Regions from separate parts of the Homo sapiens genome. Here region 2 is linked to region 1. Evidence: chromatin loops called from intact Hi-C (ENCODE). Cell type or tissue: IMR-90. All regions are shown on one strand. Each heading gives the region's core, and the rest is flanking DNA. Links, peaks and the distances in the headings are about the cores only.

The links. Hi-C counts contacts between places; a loop is a spot of excess contacts. Peaks named below come from ENCODE experiments on the same cell type or tissue, not always from the same donor. Only the 100,000 strongest peaks of a DNase experiment are listed, where the experiment ranks them.
Region 2: a loop joins it to region 1, with 7 times the contacts of the local background. A loop is called at or near these places in 1 of 110 quality-filtered maps.

Annotation. Positions count from the first base shown.
Region 1 is chr7:18,101,195-18,104,123 of GRCh38, forward strand. It overlaps a transcript of HDAC9 not described here. Among named protein-coding and RNA genes, the nearest start is that of MIR1302-6, 25 kb to the right of the region's middle. In IMR-90, for the core only: no CTCF peak of the experiment used is centred there; no DNase peak of the experiment used is centred there.
Region 2 is chr7:18,041,311-18,044,239 of GRCh38, forward strand. No RefSeq gene overlaps it. Among named protein-coding and RNA genes, the nearest start is that of PRPS1L1, 15 kb to the left of the region's middle. In IMR-90, for the core only: no CTCF peak of the experiment used is centred there; no DNase peak of the experiment used is centred there; H3K27ac peaks cover 555 bases.

The sequences.
Region 1 (2,929 bases), core at 284-2,783:
GGCCTGTGACATCCAGCTGCTCTGATCTCCTTAGTTCCTCCAATTCATCTCCTCAATTCAGGGATTATTCTAGGCTCTGCCTGGGTTTTCCTTTCCTGGGCCACAATCTGGAAGCTGGACTAGTCATAGAGCCCAGGTCATCAGTTTCCCATTTCTTAGGGTTCACCTCGTGTGTTTTCTGTTTGTCAAGGATTATTGCATTGTGTCCAGTGTCTTGAAAACTATTGCTTCATATTTTGTACAGAACTTTTATTTTCTTAGGCAGGGGGATAATTCCAATCCCTCTTACTCAGTCTTCTTTGGAAGTGGTTCCCCCATTCCTTTTCTCTTCCATGTAAAACCTTGTTGGTCAATATCATTTTGGCGACTACTTAAGTATTTAATGCTCAATTTAATGTAGTTTATTTTGATATTCTACATCTTTCTTTTCAGCAGTTTCCAAATTTTCTTTAATTAACATTTTATATTACAAGCATATTTTAAAAAATCCATTTTGCACAGTTATATTCTATATCATGCTTGATGCTTTTATCACTGTCCTAGCCATTCAAAACCATTCTTAAGGCAAGCTGGTCATAAAATAAGGAGTTAAATTTGTTGAGCATAATAATTTACATGCTTTTAAGTGGATAAAAGATGCCACTATGGGAAAGTACCATGTTTTTTAAGGATAGAAGCCAAGTGGCTTTGAAATAATGTACTCTTGAATCTAGTAAATGTGAATGATCATAAAACAGCTCATAAATTACTATATTTTAAATTGGATCACTTATGGATTGCTCCTCTTTTATATTTATTCAGGAGGTTCTGTAGTTCATGGATAGGCCTTGAGATTGTTCATATGTCAAGCAATAGTGAACTATGTGCTGGTGAATTATTTTATTTTTAATCCTCTCTCATATTTGAATGATAAAATATACTACTGTGAACTAATATGAGAATAAAGTGTCAAAATTCAGGAGCACATCTTGCTATAGTGAATACATCTTGTTACTTCAAGAGTTTTCTGGCAGTAAGGGCACAATTGACTGTGATAATTTAAAAGAATCCTTGAGGTGGTATAGTTCCATATGTCGTAGGAATATGTCAATGATTTTTTAATTTTGCAATTTGAGTTTTTAATGTAGTCTTTTGAAAGCTAGTTGTTAAGCATGGCAAGAAGACTAGAGTTACTTTAGAATTCTTAGGAAAATAATTTTGTAAGAACAAATTAAAATTAACTTTTTCTTCAGCACTGTCATAAATATCAGCACCATGAAGCCAAAATTGTGGCAGTGTTACATGGCTATGTTTCCAATATTTAAGAATAAAGGTTAGGCCAGATTTATATTCTCTTGCAAAATTGAACCAAAATATAAATAATTTATAGAATTTTAAGAATAGAATCTTGAAAAAGCGAATACTACTCTGTGAGGGAGACTGTTAGTTGTCTCCTAGTCTCTCTTTTCCCCACTGTCCTCAGACATAAAGCACCTAAGTTTTAGCTGGGGACAAATCCCTACAGGATAGAGATGACATTTCTTAGCCTTCCTTGCAGCTAAGAATTTTAAACCATGTGACAAAGTTCTGACCACAGGATATAAACAGAATGGTTATGTGCAACTTCCAAGTAGGCCATTAAAGGACGGGGTGTGCTGTCTCCTTTCCCTTCTCATTTGCTGGAATGTGGGAATAATGGTTGCCTATCTTAGACTTTGCTAAGGATGCCAGCACTTTAAGAATGGCAGAGCAACAAGATTTTTAAAGAAGGCCTAGGACAGTGTATTAATCTGTTCTCACACTGCTAATAAAGACATACCCGAGACTGGGTAATTTATAAAGGAATGAGGTTTAAGGGACTCACAGTTCCACATTGCGGGGGAGGCCTCACAATCATGGTGGAAGGCAAAGGAGCAAAGGCACATCTTACATAGTGGCAGGCAAGAGAGCTTGTGCAGGGGAACTCCTATTTATAAAACCATCAGATCTCATGAGACTTGTTCACTACCATGGGAACAGTATGGGGGAAACCAACCACATGATTCAATTATCTCCACCTGGCTCCATCCTTAACACATGGGGATTATTACAATTCAGGGTGAGATTTGGTTGGGGACACAGCCAAACCATATCAGACTGTGATAGTGACATTTTTACTTTATTATTTTATTTTATTTTATATTCGGGGGATACATATGCAAGTTTGTTACAAGGGTATATTGTGTGATGCTGAGGTTTGGGCATCTGTCGATCCCATCACTCAAATAGTGAACATAGTACCCAATAGGAGGTTTTTCAGCCCTTTGCGCCATCTCTCTGGCTCCTCCCTTTTGGAGTCCCCGGTGCCTATTGTTCATAGATGATGACTTCTTGAAGCAGAGTTGCCATAACAGCTTGGAGTCTTGTCTAACTAAGCCACTGTTATTTTCAGTCTCTGTCACGTACAGCCAAAGCTATATGCAGTAAGTCCTCACTTATCGTTATGGATAGGTTCTTGGAATCTGCGACCTTAAGTGAAATGACGTACAAGGAAACCACTGTTACCACAGGCTAATTGATATAAACAAGAGTTAAGCTCCTATGGCATATTTCTGGTCACAAAAATATCACCAAACTTCTACATAAAGATCGAAATATTTCTAATATAAAACATCGGAATAAATGTGAGCTATACATACATAAGAAAGATTCCTAAAAACAAGTCTGAAAATTGTTTACCCACTTACACCAATTCATGGTCTTGGGTGGCCAGAGCCGATCCCAGCAGTTCAGGGCACCAGTTGGGAACCAGCCCCGGACAGGATGCCATCCCATCTCAGGGAACACTCATACCCACCCACATTCAGACCGAGACTGTGTAGACACGCTGATTCACCTAACATGCACAGCTTTGGGATGTGGGAGGAAACCGGAGTACCCAGAGAAAACCCGTGCAGACAAGGGGAGCATG
Region 2 (2,929 bases), core at 302-2,801, 60 kb before region 1:
TACTTTTCATTGGGAGGTTTAGATTGTGGCCAACCACTTATAGCATACTTATGGTTTATTTATGATTCAAAACAAAATAAGACCAGAAATTAGTGAAACCTAACACTTGAGAAGTTTCATATGTTTGGATGTGCTCAGCTTATTATTTTTTCCTATAACTAAGTTACAAATCCCTGAGATGTAACTTATGTGCAAGCACTGTATGGGATTTCATGAATATTTAGTGTTTTGTTTCTATTTCTAAGTCTGTGAAGTTTCATAAATCAGCACTGTTTTTGCTTGGTTCCTACATAGCTGTGATTTTCATGCTGTCTCTTCTGTACTATAAAGGCTGAGTTTCACCCAATTTTCATACAAAATTAATTCCTAGTAGGTAAAAGATAAACTATGTTGGTCCAGTGTTAAGGGTTATGATTTAAGTAAAACAGAAGGGAAACTACAAATCTAAAGTTCTCCTTTAGGCCAGGCATGGTGGCTCCTGCCTATAATCTCAGTACTTTGGGAGATCCAGATGGGAGAATCGCTTGAGCCCAGGAATTTGAGACCAGCCTGGGCAACATAGTGAGACCTTGTCTCAAAAAATTTAAAATAAAATGAAGTTCTCTTTTAACTTCAAATCCTCTATGTTGTTTATAGGCTAGTAAATAGTGAGATATTATGAAGCGATTTCAAATTTCATGATCTGTAATACAAAATATTGGCTGGGCACAGTGGCTCACACTTGTAATCCCAATACTTTGGGAGACTGAGGCGGGCAGATCTCTTGAGCCCAGGAGTTCAAGACCAGCCTGGGCAACATGGTGAAACTCCATCTCTACTAAAAATACAAAAATTAGCTGGGTGTGGTGGCCTGTACCTGTAGTCCCAACTACTTCGGAGACTGAGGTGGAAGGATTGTTTGAGCCCACGAGGTCAAGGCTGCAATGAACTATGATCACATCACTGCACTCCAGCCTAGGTGGCAGAACAAGACCTTGTCTCAAAAAGAAAAAATAAATAAATAAATAAATAAAACCAAAATCTTACTACATATTTCCTGTCTGAAAACTCCACTGGCAATGTGTCCTCAGATTTCATAACTGAAAACATAGGCCCTCAGCCATTTTATTGGGGTGATATCTTTTCTAAACCAGTGACTGCCAGTGTGGCCAATCATCAATGTTTTGAAAATATTTATTTCCATTCCCAACCCCGGGAATTTTTTTTACTCAGTAGCACTAGACCAGTGATTCTCAAACTTGGCTGTGTGTTAAAATCACCTGAGGAGCTTAAAAAAACCCTGATGCCTCAGCCCTGACCCCAGAGATTCTGAGGTATGTGGTTCTGGGTCACCCTAACCCTAAGAGCTTTTCAGGTTAATGTCCAGCCATGTTTGAGAACTATTACTGATGTAGTTTGGCTCCATTTCCCCACTAAAACCTCACTCGAATTGTAATTCCCATGCATCGAGGAAGGGAAGTGATTGGATTATGGGGATGGTTTCCCCCATGCTATTCTCATGATAGTGAGTGAATTCTCATGAGATCTCACGGTTTTATAAGTGGTAGTTTATCCTGCATGCTCACACACACACACACTCTCTCTCTCTGTCTCTCGTTTGCCACCATGTAAGATGTGCCTGTTTCCCCTTCTGCCATGATTATAAGTTTCCTGAGGCCTCCTCAGCCATGCAGAACTGTGAGTTAATTAAACCTCTTTTCTTTACAAATTAACCAGTCTCAAGCAGTTCTTTATAGCTTCATGAATACAGTCTACTACAAATACTCTAAACTATACAATATTCAGAGTTTCCTGTAGTGAATATTGATTTGGTTTACAATTTGACAATTTCATTACCATCTTCAAATATTTCTCTTTTTTTTTAACTTATAAAATGACACTGATGAACCCTGGGAGAAGCAGAGGCTGACACCTCCAAGCAAGTTCTGGCATAAGGAAATGTCTGAGCCTGTTTACCTTAGCAGGATAAATACATGACTTCTTTAAGAAGTATTACAGAAGCTTCTTCCCACTAGATGGTGAGCCTAAAGGCAGGGAGATTAGTGATGGTAGAGTCAATTTGATTTTGCTGTGCCCAGGACAACCAAGAGGTCTATTTTAGCTTGAGTTGGCTCTTCAACCTCTGGTAATAATAGCTAATTTTCTGAGTGCTTACTATAGACCAGACACATAAAATCCCACCACCATTTTACAGGAAAGGAAATGGCAAGCACACAGAGGTTAAGTAGTTTTCCCAGGGTCATATAGCTAGTGCACAGTAGAGGCAGGATTTGAACTCTGTCTGACTCCAGGGGCCTCATGGCTGCCTATGATGCCATTTTGACTGGCTAGCTAGACTATAATGTGGTATAATATATATAAATGAGGGGTATGGAAGCAGATTGAAGTTTGTTCTTAAAAGCAATGTAAACATGTAAAACTTGCTTGACTTCTCTCAGCTGCAATGATCCAATCTGTAAAATGGGGTTAACAATAGTGCCTGCCTCATAAGGTTACTAAGAGGCTTTTAAATGGGTTATCTTGGTGGCTGGATTATAAAAGTACTCAGGAAATAACTTCGTTTTTATTTCAGTGAAATTCATGCATCTAAAAACATGGAAGTTTTGGTTTTGGAGGTTGTTGCCATTCTTCTGGTGGGTAGGATAGATAGTAAGTAGCTCCAGCCAGGATATGGAGATTAGTTAAGGCCTATTCTAGTCCTGAAATTCTCTGATTTTCATAAATTGTACCATTCATTCAGATACATTATCTTTACATGACAAAATTCCTCTATTCCCATCCTTATGGTTAATTATTTAATTTATGAAATAAATCTTTTTGTTAATTTACCTAAGAAAAGCAAAGCTTTATTCTTATAAAATATACTACTACACTCCAGGTACTACGGTGAAGATTTTTGAGGAATTAAGATGGTAACTCACTTAGAAGT